2 separate regions of the Homo sapiens genome follow, and region 2 is linked to region 1. A link is an interaction called in ENCODE POLR2A ChIA-PET data of the cell type or tissue named here. Cell type or tissue: OCI-LY7. All regions are shown on one strand. Links, peaks and the distances in the headings refer to the core of each region. The heading gives the core; the rest is flanking DNA.

Evidence for each region. ChIA-PET counts read pairs that join two places held together with the same protein. Peaks named below come from ENCODE experiments on the same cell type or tissue, not always from the same donor. Only the 100,000 strongest peaks of a DNase experiment are listed, where the experiment ranks them.
Region 2: POLR2A ChIA-PET joins it to region 1 with 5 read pairs; 1 of 35 experiments calls an interaction of 5 or more read pairs at or near these places.

The regions. Positions count from the first base shown.
Region 1 is chr1:23,541,565-23,549,043 of GRCh38, reverse strand. The region is part of intron 1 of LOC124903876 (a long non-coding RNA gene); the gene reads right to left. It overlaps LOC105376859 (a long non-coding RNA gene), which reads left to right. Exons shown (of 5, transcript NR_188656.1): 5 at 1-550. Among named protein-coding and RNA genes, the nearest start is that of E2F2, 14 kb to the right of the region's middle. RefSeq lists enhancers at 1-151, 4,012-4,306. In OCI-LY7, for the core only: CTCF peaks have their summits at 3,963 and 4,172 (motif pointing left); DNase peaks (open chromatin) are centred at 2,187 and 4,143; H3K27ac peaks cover 2,651 bases.
Region 2 is chr1:23,927,782-23,935,260 of GRCh38, reverse strand. It overlaps MIR378F (microRNA 378f), which reads right to left and starts at 6,191; the gene lies at 6,114-6,191. In OCI-LY7, for the core only: no CTCF peak of the experiment used is centred there; DNase peaks (open chromatin) are centred at 3,610, 3,920 and 4,780; H3K4me3 peaks cover 1,620 bases; H3K27ac peaks cover 3,012 bases.

The DNA of each region.
Region 1 (7,479 bases), core at 2,044-6,043:
AGACACACACACTTTGAGAAGGCCATGCTACGCCGGGCTGCTTCCCAAATGGGCTGAAACAAGTCCTCTTGCCCTGAAGAACCGCCTGTCCCCTCTCCCGCCCACTCATCGCGCTCCGTGGAGTGAGGCAGGAAAGGGTGATTGGCTCACAGCAGCAGCATAGCTCTTAGTAAACCTGACTTGGGAGAAAGGCCTGGCTCCAGCTCCTAGCCCAAGTGTCAGAGCCTGGGTCCCAGCACTGGCTCGATGCCCTCTTTTGCTGTGCAACCCTGGCCATGTAACTTCACCTCTCTGAGCCCCAGCTTTGTCATTTGTGAAAGGGAGCTAACTGTTCCTACCTCTCAGGGTTATGAGGATTTGACAGACACATGGAAAGTGCCTGGCACTTCGTTGTTGCTCCATAAATGAGAGCTCTCAAAAGTCTGGCTCATTTTTTAGCTCAGTAAAAGCTATCTTTCATAGTCTTTAATAAAATGGGGCTGGCCGGGCGTGGTGGCTCACGCCTGTAATCCCAGCACTTTGGGAGGCTGAGGTGGGTGGATCACGAGGTCAGGAGATCGAGACCATCCTGGATAACATGGTGAAACCCCATCTCTACTAAAAAAAATACAAAAAAATTAGCCGGGTGTGGTGGCAGGCGCCTGTAGTCCCAGCTACTCAGGAAGCTGAAGCAGGAGAATGGCGTGAGCCCAGGAGGCGGAGATTGCAGTGAGCCAAGATCACACCACTGCACTCCAGCCTGGGCGACAGAGTGAGACTCTTGTCTCAAAAAATAATAATAATAATAAATAAAATGGGCTATGGTCTATGTGCCTTACGTAATTAATAGACTTTATTGCTTTTTGATGTATCTGTTAATCCAATAAAGGTGTTTGTCTTCTAACACTATTTTATTTCATATTTTATTCATATTTTACAATGTCTGGGCAAGTCAATGAAGCCCACTGAACCTCAGTTTCCTTATTTCTAAAATGAGAGAAAGAAAAAACCTTCCTCACAAGGTTGTTTGGAGAATTTAACGAGATGGTATATGTGTGTCCAGGAAGTAAGAGATCATTTTTTTTGCAGCCCGTTTTCTCTCACTAGGCTGAATTTCTCAAAGACAGAAGGGAGTTATTTTTATTATTATTATCATTATTTTTAAGACAGGGTCTCTCTCTGTCATCCAGGCTGTAGTGCAGTGACACCATCTCGGCTCACTGCAACCTCCACCAACAGGGCTCAGTCGATCCTCTCATGTCAGCCTCCAGAGTAGCTGGGACTACAGGGAGAGAGTTTTATTGACCTCTGTATCCCCAGCATTGAATATGTAGTAATACATTTAATAATAGCAGTGACAGTGACAACAACTTTCATTTACTTAACACTTACCATGTTCGAGGCTCTGTGCTAAGTGCCTCTTAATAGAAGGACAAGTAATAGACATGTAAACGATTTGATTTTCTCTGCTGATGATTTAAACATGAAGGAATTGTTTTACATTTCCCTTGGGGAAGTTTTGTATTCCATACTGGAGACAAAGTTTATTCTTGGGCCATGTACGTTGTTTCGCCAAATCAGTTGGATAAAAATTAGAGCAATCCTTAGTTTACTTATCTATAAAATGGGGCTAATGATTAACTTGACTCATGTAAAGGTGTCCCATAAATTGGACATAAATGACAATGGTTTTTGCTTACTCCTTCCTTTCCTCCCCACGTACACACACCCTTCCTTGGGGAAAAGGCAGTGACTAGGAAGGATTTGAAACTGAGTGGCAGAGAACTGAGTCCCTTCGCCCTTCTGGGATTCTGTTTCTCCTTGGCATAGCGTGGGAGATTTTTCTGGAATATTTTCCTGATTCTGAGACTCTCGAAGGCCTAACTTAAGTCCTGCCTCCCTCAGAAAAATCTCCCTTAATTGCCACAGCACAGAGTCTACTTACACAAATACCACATGCCCCTGTGATCACATGTTGCATATTCCAACTGGATTTAAGTCCTGGAAGATGGGGTTGTTGTGTTAGTGTTTTGATTTCTGTTTTCCCAAGCTCGCACTTTTCTTTTCTCCCCTCACCTCCCGTTCCCTCCCCTCTTTTCTTTCTGAGACAGGGTCTCAATCTGTCACCCAGGCTGGAGTGCAGTGGTGCAGTCATAGCTTACTGTAGCTTCAAACCCCTGGGCTCAAGAGATCCTCCCACCTCAGCCTCCTAAGTCTGAGACTGCAGGTGCACACCACCATACCCAGCTACTTTAAAAAAAAAAATGTGTAGAGATTGGGAGGTCTTGCTGTGTTACCCAGGCTGGTCTTGAGCTCCTGACCTTGTGATCCTCCTGCCTCAGCCTCCTACAGTGCTTGGATTACAGGTATGAGCCACTGTGCTCGGCCAAGTACTTTTCTTTTCTTTTTTTTTTTTTTTGAGACAGAGTCTTGCTCTGTCACCAGGCTAGACTGCAGTGGCGTGATCTCAGCTCACTCCAACCTCTACCTCCCAGGTTCAAGCAATTCTCCTGCCTCAGCATCCGGAGTAGCTGGGACTATAGGCACCCGCCACCACGCCCAGGAAATTTATTTATTTATTTTTTAAACGGAGTCTCTCTCTGTTGCCTAGGCTGGAGTGTAGTGGCGGAATCTCAACTCACTGCAAGCTCTGCCTCCCGGGTTCACACCATTCTCCTGCCTCAGCCTCCCGAGTAGCTGGGACTACAGGCACCTGCCACCACGCCTGGCTATTTTTTTTTGTATTTTTAGTACAGACGGGATTTCACCGTGTTAGCCAGGATGGTCTCGATCTCCTGACCTTGTGATCTGCCTGCCTTGGCCTCCCAAGGTGCTGGGATTACAGGTGTGAGCCACCACGCCTGGCCATGCCCGGTAATGTTTTTTGTATTTTTAGTTAGGGTTTCACCACATTGGCCAGGCTAGTCTCAAACTCTTGACCTCGTGATCTGCCCACCTCGGTCTCCCAAAGTGCTGGGATTACAGACATGAGCCACCGCGCCTGGCCAGGTACTTCCTTTTCTTTCGAGGCAGGGCGGGTCTCACTATGTTGCCCAAGCGGGTCTTGGATCCAGGACTCAAGGGATCCTCCCACCTCAGCCTCCTGAGTAGCTTTCATCCTTTATAAGCCTTTCAAAGTCTCCAAGTCATAGATGGAGCAGCTGAGACCCAGAAATAAGAAGGGCCTTGTCTAAGGCCACAGAGTGGGTACAGAGCCAGTCCCACATCCCAGGACCCCATCAACCCACCTGAGCTTAGGAACTCTCTGAGCATTTTCTTGGCACTAGGCTTTGTGCTTATTGCTTCCTCACACCAATTTTATAAAGTGGGTGTTGTCCCACTTTCGCGATAAGGACACGGGGACTCAGGAAGGTAAAATAACTTGCCCAAGTCACACAGCTAGCAAGGGACAGAATCATGACATGACTATCTGACTCCAAAATGCATGCTTTTTAAATACCTGGAGGCCTCTGCAGTTTGGCTGTTTTGGAGCCTCAGATTTGCTTGAGTGGCTCAGCGGACAGCCTCTCTTGAGTTGCTGTAGCAGTAGTGTTGTACCCCAAAGCAAGCAGTCGGTTACCAAGGCTGATCCCTGTGCCCAACTCCCTCTGTCCCAGCAGCTGGGGTCCAGGGGTTCACAGAGCAGGCACTCATGGTCCCTGCTCTAGAAATGATCTGCGTGGCATGCCGCCCCATCCCCAAAGCCCATTGTCTCCCCAGGAGACAATATGGAGAAAGGACCCAGCCTAGTGGGCTGCCTGTATCCATCTGTAACCATGGAAACCCCTTAGGGAGACAATTCCAAAATCCTCCTTGCCACCTCCCACCTTGCAGCTGTGGCTCCAGGAGCCCAGCCTCCAGCAGGAGAGGAATTACTGATAATTGCTGCTCCCCCAGCACTGCCACCACCAAATGGGACACAGCTGGGCCTCCCTCCACAGGGATCTCCCCCACCCTCCCAGTCCTAGAATTGGTGTTGGTAAAGGGGCCTTAGATGGGTTTTAAGGCCTAAGCTGTATTTCTTTTGCAAGAGTCAAAAGATCCTTGTAGTTCCGTACTGGTGAGATCTGTCCTTGATCCCACATTTGGGCACAGAGATAAAAGGGCCCAGCACAATTCTTAACCGTTGAATGGTCAACCAGTCACCTGGGAAGGGCTTAGGTCTTCAGTGCATGACTCCCCTCTGGCGGCCAGTTGCTGCAATTGTCAGAGAGGAACAAAAATGATGACCTCTTTTCCTGGGTATTTACTGTGATCCAGATACACACACATATTAGATCTAATCCTTACTACCTCTTGGTGAGGGGGGTGTCGTCCTACTTGCACATGCTAAAGCCAAGGTGTCCAGAGAATATCCAGAGGAAGGATGACAAAGTGGTTGAGAGGGTGTACCTGGACAGCCCTGGCTCAAAACCACCTCTACTGTCACCAGCCCTGTGGCCTTGGGTAAGTTACGTAAATGCTCAGAGTCTCAGTTTCTTCATCTATAAAATGGGGGTGATGATATTACACATCTCATGGGGATGATATGAGGATCATATGCGTGGAAGTTTATGAGCCTTCAGAAAGGTGACCCACACATAGTAAATAAAATTCAGGGCCCTGACACACAAGCTGTCCTTCAGGCATAATCATCGAACTACTCCTGGGCTCAGTTCCTTCATCTGTTCTGTGGGGCTAATGGTGGCTTCCTCATAGGGCTGTTGTGATAATTAAGCAGATCGGGCATGAATGTGCTTGCTTTGCAACTATTAGCTTTTTTTTTTTTTTTTTTAGACAGGGTTTCCCTCTGTCATCCAGGCTGGAATGCAGTGACACAATCACAGCTCATTGCAGCCATGACCTCCTGGGCTCAAGAGATCCTCCAGTCTCAGCCTCTTGAGGAGCTGTGACTACAGGCATATACCACTACGCCCAGCTAATTTTTAAATATTTTTGTAAAGACAGAGTCTCGCCAGGTAGCCTAGACTGGCCTTGAACTCCTGGACTCAAGCCATCCTCCCGCCTTGGCCTCTCAAAGTGCAGGGATTATAGGAGTGAGCCACTGTGCCCGACTTCTTAGCATCACTTTTGATCTGCTTGTTTGGGGAGGAATAATCACAGGGGTGGGGCAGTGTATAGGGCAGGGCGTGGGGGAGAGCAGTGGGCGGGGAGGTGGGTTAGAAAGTGAATTATAGGCTAGGTATGGTGGCTCACTCTTGTAATCCCAGCATTTTGGGAGGCTGAGGTGGGAGGATTGCTTGAATATAGGAGTTCAAGACCAGCCTGGGCAACATAGCAAGACTCTTATCTCTAAAAAAAGAGAAATAAAGGAAAGAGAGAGAATAGGGAGAGATGGAGGGGAGGGAGTGGGAGGAAAAAAGTGAGTTGTGCCTCTCTTCATGAGCCTGGAGGAGGTACGTGAGAATTCTGGCTCCTGTGACTACCTCTTTGGCCTCATAAGGCCCCCAACTCACCATTTCCCCCCAAGCAGAGTTACAGAGGGACTCTGACAGTGGCCAGAGACTTTCTTGGAAAGTCTCTTGGAAGGGGATTGTGAGTGATCTTGCACCTATTCCAAAAAACCTTTCATTGGCCAGGCCGCATGGCTCACGCCTGTAATCCCAGCACTTTGGAAGGCCGAGGCAGGCGGATCACCTGAGGTCAGGAGTTGGAGACCAGCCTGGCCAATGTGGTGAAACTGTCTCTACTAAAAATACAAATTAGCCAGGCGCAGTGGCTCATGCCTGTAATCCCAGCACTTTGGGAGGCCGAGGTGGGCAGATCACCTGAGATTGGGAGTTTGAGACCAGCCTGACCAACATGGAGAAACCCCATCTCTACTAAAAATACAAAATTAGCCAGGTGTGGTGGTGCGTGACTGTAATCCCAGCTACTCGGGAGGCTGCAGCAGGAGAATCACTTGAACCTGTGGGAGGCGGAGGTTGCAGTGAGCCAAGATTGGGCCACTGCATTCCAGTGGGCGACAGAGCAAGACTCCATCTCAAAACAAACAAACAAACCTTTTGTTGAGTTTAGTTCAATAAGCAATTCTTGTGCTTGTACTCTGCAGTGGGTACTATGCTGGATATTGGGGTGTGAAAATTAAAAAGACAAGGAGAAGCTTAAATCTGGGGGTGGGGTGGGGAGGAAGAACATTAAAACAACTGTAATTACAATTGCAAAACGATTATAGAGGGCCGGTGTGGTTGCTCACCCCTGTGATCCCAGCGCCTTGGGAGGCCAAGGCAGATCACTTGATTCCAGTTCAAGACCAGTCTGGGCAACATGGTGAAACCCCTTCTCTACAAAAACAAACAAACGGGCCGGGCGCGGTGTCTCACGCCTGTAATCCCAGCACTTTGGGAGGCTGAGGCGGGCAGATCACGAGTCAGGAGATCGAGACCATCCTGGCTAACACGGTGAAACCCCGTCTCTACTAAAAATACAAAAAATTAGCTGGGCATGGTGGCGGGCACCTGTAGTTCCAGCTACTCGGGAGGCTGAGGCAGGAGAATGGCGTGAACCTGGGAGGCGGAGCTTGCAGTGAGCTGAGATCGCGCCACTGAACTCAAGCCTGGGTGACAGAGCAAGACTCCGCCTCAAACAAACATACAAACAAAAACAATGATAGATTGAGATTCCTAACAAGAGGTGGGGTGCAGGGCTCAGGGTCAGCTTCCAAAAGATGGCTGGCATAATCTACCACCACCCCAACTGTGGCCAACACCAAAACCACCTCGATTTCAAAACTGAATGTCTTGCTTATTTCAAAAGAGATCTGGGCTGGGTGTGGTGGCTCACGCCTGTAATCTCAGCATGTTGGGAGGTTGAGGCAGGTGGATCACTTAAGGTCAGGAGTTCAAGACCAGCCTGGCCAACATGGTGAAACCCTGTTTCTACTAAAAAGAAAGAAAAAAAAAAAACCACAAAAATTAGCTGGGCGTGGCGGTGGATGCCTGTAGTCCCAGCTACTCGGGAGGCTGAAGCACGAGAATTGCTTGAACCCAGCAGGTGGAGGTTGCAGTGAGCCAAGATCACTCCACTGCATTCCAGCCTGGGGGACAGAGCGAGACCCTGTCTCAAAAAAAAAAAAAAAAAAAAGTTCTGGCCGGGCACGGTGGCTCACGCCTGTAATCCCAGCACTTCAGGAGGCCGAGGCGGGTGGATCATTTGAGGTCAGGAGTTCGAGACCAGCCTGGCTAACACGGTGAAACCCCGTCACTACTAAAAAATACAAAAAAAAAAAATTAGCCAGGCGTGGTGGCAGGCACCTGTAGTCCCAGCTACTCGGGAGGCTGAGGCAGGAGAATGGCGTGAACCCGGGAGGCAGAGCTTGCATCGAGCTGGGATTGCGCCACTGCACTCCAGCCTGGGCTGCAGAGTGAGACTCCATCTCAAAAAAAAAAAAGAGTTCTGAGTCATTTTTCAATGTTAGCAATTGAGCTGGCTTCATTTTTTTTTTTTTTTTTTTGAGACAGAGTCTCGCTCTGTCGCCCAGGCTGGAGTGCAGTGGCACGA
Region 2 (7,479 bases), core at 1,907-5,906, 390 kb before region 1:
TGCAATCCCAGCACCTCCGTAGGCCGAGGCTGGCGGATCACTCGTGGTTAGGAGCTGGAGACTGGCACGGCCAACACAGGGAAACTCGTCTCCACCAAAAAAATACGAAAACCAGTCAGGCGTGGCGGCGCGTGACTAGGCACTAGGCAGGCTGAGGCAGGAGAATCAGGCAGGGAGGTTGCAGTGAGCCGAGATGGCAGCAGTACAGTCCAGCTTCAGCTCGGCATCAGAGGGAGACCTTGGAAAGAGAGGGAGAGGGAGACTGTGGGGAGGGGGAGGGGGAGGGGGAGGGAGAGGGAGAGGGCAAAGGTAGTTTCAATGGGATTATGAAAATTGGTATATTTTGCAAATGAAAAATAAAATTGTAAGTCCCCCAACCATCTGAATGGATCCTCCTCTCAACCAAGAGCATTCCAAAGTTAACCTGAAAAATTAGTTCAGGCCATGATGGGAAGGGGGAGTTGGACATGCCTCGTTATTCCCTCCTCCCTTTTGGAATTCAGACACAGCTGACCAGCATTAACATTAAAACAGATCTTAAGACTGATAGAACAGGTCAGGTGCAGTGGCTCATGCCTGTAATCCCAGCACTTTGGGAGGCCAAAGTAGGCGGATCACCTGAGGTCAGCAGTTCGAGACCAGCCTGGCCAACATAGCAAAACTCTGTCTCTATTAAAAATACAAAAATTACCTGGGTGCAGTGATGGGTGCCGGTAATCCCAGGTCCTCGGGAGACTGAGGCAGGAGAATCACTTGAACCCAGGAGGCAGAGGTTGCAGTGAGCCGAGATTGCACCAATGCACTCCAGCCTGGGTGACAGAGCAAGACTCCATCTCAAAAAATAAATAAATAAATGTATTTTAAAAAGCTCCCTTGTCCATTCCCATTATATCTTTCCCATTGCGAACACCAACAATTGTTTATGAAGGCTAGAGTCTTTTGTTATAATGTTGGATGCATTAGGCCTCAGGGGCAGGTCTCTGACCTTCCGCTGCCTCCTTTCATCTGCCCCAAGGCAGGACTTGGAGTCTTAAGACTCTCCGATGAGAGGGTCCCACTCTATACCCTGTGGGAAAGAATGCTAATATCATGAAGCTTCCATAAAAACCCAAGATTGACTAGGTCAAGAGAGCTTCCAGATAGCTGAACACGTGGAAGCCAGCAGGAAGGGGAAGAAAAACTGGTCCAGGTGCTGGGAGGGTGGCGCACCCCAACTCCACAGGGCCAGAAGCTCCTGCGCTTGGGCCCCTTCCAGACCTCACCCTATGTATCCCCTCATCTGGCTGGTTATCTGTTTCCTTTAACATAGCTTTCTTAGTAAACCAGTAAATGTAAGTGTTTCTCTGAGTTCTGTGAGCCACTCTAGCAAATTAATCGAATCCAAAGAGGAGGCTGGGGGAACCCCAGCTTGAAGCCAGTCGGTCAGAAGTTCTGGAGGCCCAGACTTGTGACTGGGAGAGTGGAGAAGGAGGGAGCAGTCTTGGGGACTGAACCCTCAACCTGTGGGATCTGGCACTGTCTCTGGGTAGATAGTGTCAGACCTGAATTGGAGGCCACCTGGCTGGTGTCTGCTGGTTGGTGGTAGGGAGAGATGCACACACGTTTGGTTATGTAGCAGGACAAGCCGCAGACAAAACCCCTCAGACACTGAGTTAAAGAAGGAAGGGCTTTATTCGGCCGGGAGCTTCGGCCAGACTCACGTCTCCAACAACCAAGCTCCCCAAGTAAGCAATTCCTGTCCCTCTTAAGGGCTTACAACTCTAAGGGGGTCCGCATGAGAGGGTCATGATGGATTGAGCAAGCAGGGGGTACATGACTGGGGGCTGCATGCACCAGTAATCAGAACGGAACAGAGCAGGACAGGGATTTTCACAGTGCTTTTCCATACAATGTCTGTAATCTATAGATAACATAACTGGTTTAGGTCAGGGGTCCATCTTTAACCAGGCCCAGGGCTCGGCGCCGGGCTGTCTGCCTGTGGATTTCATTTCTGCCTTTGAGTTTGTACTTCTTCTTTCATTGGAGGCAGAAATTGGGCATAAGACAAGATGAGGGGTGGTCTCCTCCCTTAGTCACAGAAGTTTTCTTCTGTGTAGTTGATCATTGTGGTGTGAGAGTAGAGGAAAAACCCAGTGTTAGGAGAGTTTCTCCCTAGACAATCTTTCATCAGTTATATGATTTGCAACTATGTCCTCCCATTCCCTAGGTTGCCTTTTGAGAAACTGTTGATACTATCCTTTGATTTAGAAAAGTTTTTAAATTTGATGAAGTCTTGTCTGTTTTGTTCTTTTGTTGCCTGTGTTTTTGGTTGTCATAGCCAAGAAATGATTGTCAAATCCACTGTCATGAAGCATTTGTCCTATACTTTCTTGCACGTTATGGTTTTATCACTTACATTTAGATATTTGATCAGTTTTAAGAGTTAATTTTTTATTTTTATTTTTTTAGAGACAGAGTCTCACTCTGCCGCCTAGGTTGGAGTGCAGCGATACAATCATAGCTCACTGTAACCTCGAACTCCTGGGCTCAAGGGATCCCATTTTTAAGTTAATCTTTGTATATGATGTAGGTGAGGGCCTCACTTCGTTCTTTGGCACGTGAACATGCAGTTTTCCCAGCCCCATTTGTTGAAAAGTTATCATCCTTTTCCATTCAATGGTCTTGGCAGCTCTGTTCCATTGATCTGTATGTCTGTCTTTATGCTAGTTCCCGCTGTTTTTGATACTGCAGTTTGTAGTAAGTTTTGAAAGCAGGAAGTGTGAGACTTCCAACTTTGGTCTTTTTCAATTGTTTTGGCTTTTCGAGGTCCCTAATATGCCATCACTTTTGCTATATGCTATTTGTTAGACGCTAATCACTAATCCCCACACTCAAGGAGGGGAGATTACCCAAAGGATTTGAATACAGGGAGGCAGAAATTACTGCAAGATATTTTAGGGGCTGCCTACTACAATAGCTAACTTTTTTTTTTTTTTTTGAGATAGAGTCTCACTCTGTCACCCAGCATGGAGTGCAGTGGCGCAATCTCGGCTCACTGCAAGCTCCGCCTCCCAGGTTCACACCATTCTCCTGCCTCAGCCTCCTGAGTAGCTGGGATTACAGGCGCCCGCCACCACGCCCAGCTAATTTGTGTGTGTGTGTGTGTGTGTGTGTGTGTGTGTGTTTTTAGTAGAGACGGGGTTTCACCATGTTAGCCAGGATGGTCTCAATCTCCTGACCTGGTGATCTGCCCACCTTGGCCTCCCAAAGTGCTGGGATTACAGGCGTGAGCCACCGCGCCCAGGCTACAATAGCTAACATTTACTGAGTACTTAATATAGTAAGTCATATGTGTATATACTCGTATAATCTTCACAACAGCCCTGGGAATCAGAAATATTACTATGCCTGATTTGTAACAGAGGAAATTGAGGTTTAAAGAGATTAAACAATTTACCCATGGCCCTCCAGCTGGGATTCAAACCCAGTCTGTCCAACTCCAAAGCTGTGCTTTTAACCCTTACACTGCCTATGCACACATAATTACTTCCATGTCTCAGATGAATGGGAAATGTTGCTGGTTATCATTTAGAGCTTAGCTTGATGATTTGCAAAAGTCTCAGATGACTGCTCATGAGTAGAAGAATAAGCGCTCTCAGCTGAATTTAGTATTAGTCAAATGAATTTGAGAAATCCTATTTTAGTTCAATGCCAACTTGTTATAGAAGTTTGCTACCCACTGTGGAAAAGAAAGGACAAACCCATAAACATACTGAAGAATTTTTCTTCTTGCTGCAATGGAAACTATTTATGTTCTCCAGCTTCTATAAGAAGAAGCTTGGCTCGAAGGAAGCTTCTGGACCTAATTTCATAAGCAGCTGCCTCATAACGTAAAAATCTCTCTCAGACATCTCCTAGAGCTTCTGATTCACGTCACACATGAGAGAACTCGGTGAAAACAAGTTTCCACAGAGCCTCTTCTCCTAAGAAAGTTCTGCTTTCAAATAACTCCATCTGCACCTCCTCCCCAGCCAGATTCTAACACTGGTGAAGAGACAACCTCCTTCTTACCCTGAGGAACGTGTCAGGGAGTGTCTGAATGAGTTATAAAGATTCTCTTCTCCTCTTTTCCCCCTTCTTTTGTGACCACATCTGCAAACTCTGAAGAAAGAACATGTTGGTTTGGGTTTAAAACCCAGAATAGAAAGCTGGCATTAGAAACGTTTCAGGAATGCTGAGAATTTTTAGAGGTGTTCTTTTTTTTATTTTTTGAGACAGAGTTTCGCTCTTGTTGCGTAGGCTGGAGTGCAGTGGCGCAACCTCAGCTCACTGCAACCTCCGCCTTCCAGGTTCAAGTGATTCCCCAGCCTCAGCCTCCTGAGTAGCTGGGATTACAGGCATCCGCCACCAGCCCCAGCTAATATTTTGTATTTTTAGTAGAGATGGGGTTTCACCATGTTGGCCAGGCTGGTCTCGAACTCCTGACCTCAGGTGATCCACCTGCCTCAGCCTCCCAAAGTGCTGGGATTACGGGTATGAGCCACTGCGCCTGGCCTAGAATGTGTTCTTAAAGGTTCTTGTTCTCATTATGTTTTTATGAGCAGGTATAATTGTCTTAGTGTTTCGGCTTAATAGAGGAATCCACTCCATTCAAATATTTTTTTTTTCTGAATCCCAACTCAGTCCTTGGCACTGGATGGGATGCTGTGAGGGTGCAGAGAGGAATAAGACGTGGGGCTTGCCCTTAAGGAGCTTTAACAGGAAGACCCAGAAATAGGAGCAACTATGTCTGCTATAAGGCAGAACAGGCCAGATGCTATCAGGGAGTTGCAAGTAACCATAAACATGTGCCAAACACAGTCTCTACAAAAAAAAAAAAAAAAAAAAAAAAAAAAGCAGGGTATGGTGGCTCAAGCCTGTAGTCCCAGCTACTTGGGAGGCTGAGGTGGGAGGTGGGAGGATCACTTGAGCCCGGGAGGTCGAGGCTGCAGTGAGCTGTGGTTGCGCCACTGCACTCCAGCCTGGGCAACAACCAGAGTGAGAACATATCTCAAAAAAAAGAAAAAGTTTTCGGCCGGGTGCAGTGGCTCACACCTATAATCCCAGCACTCTGGGAGGCTGAGGCAGGTGGATCACCTGAGGTCGGGAGTTCGGAACCAGCTTGACCAACATGGAGAAACCCCATCTCTACTAAAAATACAAAATTAGCCAGGTGTGGTGGCGCACGCCTGTAACCCCAGCTATTCAGGAGCCTGAGGCAGGAGAATCGCTTGAACCCGGGAGGTGGAGGTTGCGGTGAGCCGAGATCGTGCCATTGCACTCCAGCCTGGGTGACAGAGTGAGACTCTATCTCAAATAAATAAATAAAGTTTCCTCCCCTCTGCACATGCACTCCTTTCATTTACAGAAGCCCTTTTCTACACTCTCACAAGCTGTCCTGAGAGTTTCACCCACCCCCGCGGGGACAGCACAGTGTTAAGAGCACAAGCTCTGGAGCAAGGCAGCCTAGTGTTGAATCCCAGCTCTGCCGTGCAGACGATGCATAACTCTGGGCAAGTTACTTAACATCTCTGGGACAGTTTCCCCATTGGGAAAATGAAGATAATATTTCCTGTTGGCCCAGCACAAGTGGCTCATGCCTGTAATCCCAGCACTTTGGGAGGCCAAGTCGGGAGGATCACTTGAGCCCAGGAGTTCAAGACCAGCCTGGGCAACATGGCAAAACCTCATCTCTACAAAAAATACAAAAATTAGCTGGGTGTGGTGGCACACGTCTGTAGTCCCAGCTACTTGGAGGCTGAGGTGGGAGGATCACTTGAGCCCAGGAGGTCTAGGCTGCAGTGAGCAGTGATCGTGCCACTGTACTCCAGGCTGGGTGACAAAGCAAGACCCTGTCTCAAATAATAATAATAATAATAATAATAATAGTAATAATATTCCTTATCTTGTTGGGTGGTTATGCAGATTAAGTGAAGTGGTCAATTTAAAGGGTTTAGTGGTCAGTTCATACAGAGCATTCAATGAATTAGCAGTTGTGACATCTCCATTTCCTAAATGAGAAGGCTGAGGTGTAACTGGTCCAACTGATTTGCCCAGAATTATTCAGCTAGTAAGCAGTAAGGGCAGGGCTTGAGCCCAAGACTTCTGGCTCCAAGTCCAGTGCTCGTTCTGTTGTTTAGCAGCCTGAAAACTATGGGAGTCCAGGACCTGACCCAGGGGCTGGGGAGGAAGAGCAGGAAGTGGGAGGAGTGGAGCTCCAGAGAGGTTTCCTAAGATAACATGGAATGGAGACTTTCTTTGAGCTGCTATATGTGAAAGCCTTCGTCTAAGGATTATTTTCAACAGCAACTCAATTTATTGGGTATCCTACTCAATGTATTAGTGTAATTTCTTTCTTTACATTGAATGTTCAACACCTTTTTTTTTTTTTTTTTGAGATGGAGTCTCACTGTGTCACCTAGGTTGGTGTGCAGTGGCGTGATCTCGGCTCACTGCAACCTCTGTCTTTCGAGTTCAAGCGATTCTCCAGCCTCAGCTTCCTGAGTAGCTGGGATTACAGGTGCACGCCACCCCACGCCCAGCTAATTTTTGTATTTTTAGTAGAGACATGGTTTCGCCATGTTGGCCAGGCTGGTCTCAATCTCCTGACCTCACGTGATCCACCTGCCTGGCCTCCCTGTTGGGATTACAGGTGTGAGCCACTGTGCCCAGCTGAATGTTCAATTTCTTTTGATTGATCCCTCTTCTGTGTTCCCAAACACACTGTACAAATTCTGCTATTGAAGAGTAATTGCCCCAAAATTTAGTGGCTTAAAGCAACAAGAATCATTTCATCATCTTTCAAGGTTTCAGAGGGTCAGGAATTCAGAAAGGGATTGCCTGTGTGGTCTGACTTGGGGTCTCTCATGTGGTTGCTGGTGGTGAATGGTGAACGGAGCTGGATGGGCATAGCTCTGCCTTCATTTACTCTCAGAGCGGGCCAGGCGCAGTGGCTCACGCCTGTAATCCCAGCACTCTGGGAGGCCGAGGCGGGCAGATCACGAGGTCAGGAGATCAAGACCATCCTGGCTAACACGGTGAAACCCCGTCTCTACTGAAAATACAAAAAACTTAGCCGGGCGTGGGTGGCGCGCGTCTGTAGTCCCAGCTACTCGGGAGGCTGAGGCAGGAGAATGGCGTGAACCCGGGAGGCGGAGCTTGCAGTGAGCCCAGATCACGCCACTGCGCTCCAGCCTGGGCAACAGAGTGAGACTCCTTCTCAAAAAAAAAAAAAAAAAATTATCACTCTGACATACTCTACTGGTTGAAATGGTCTCAAACGTCTTCTCAGGTTATCTTTGGAAAATACAACCCACCAGGTATGCTTTTGTGTCTACCTTTCCTGCCAGAACACTCATTCATGCAGTCACTCAGGTACTCATTTGTTCCCTCATCCAACATTTGTTGAGTACCTGTTGCTCTCCAAACACTAAGGCAGGCCCCTTATATAGATTATTTCAT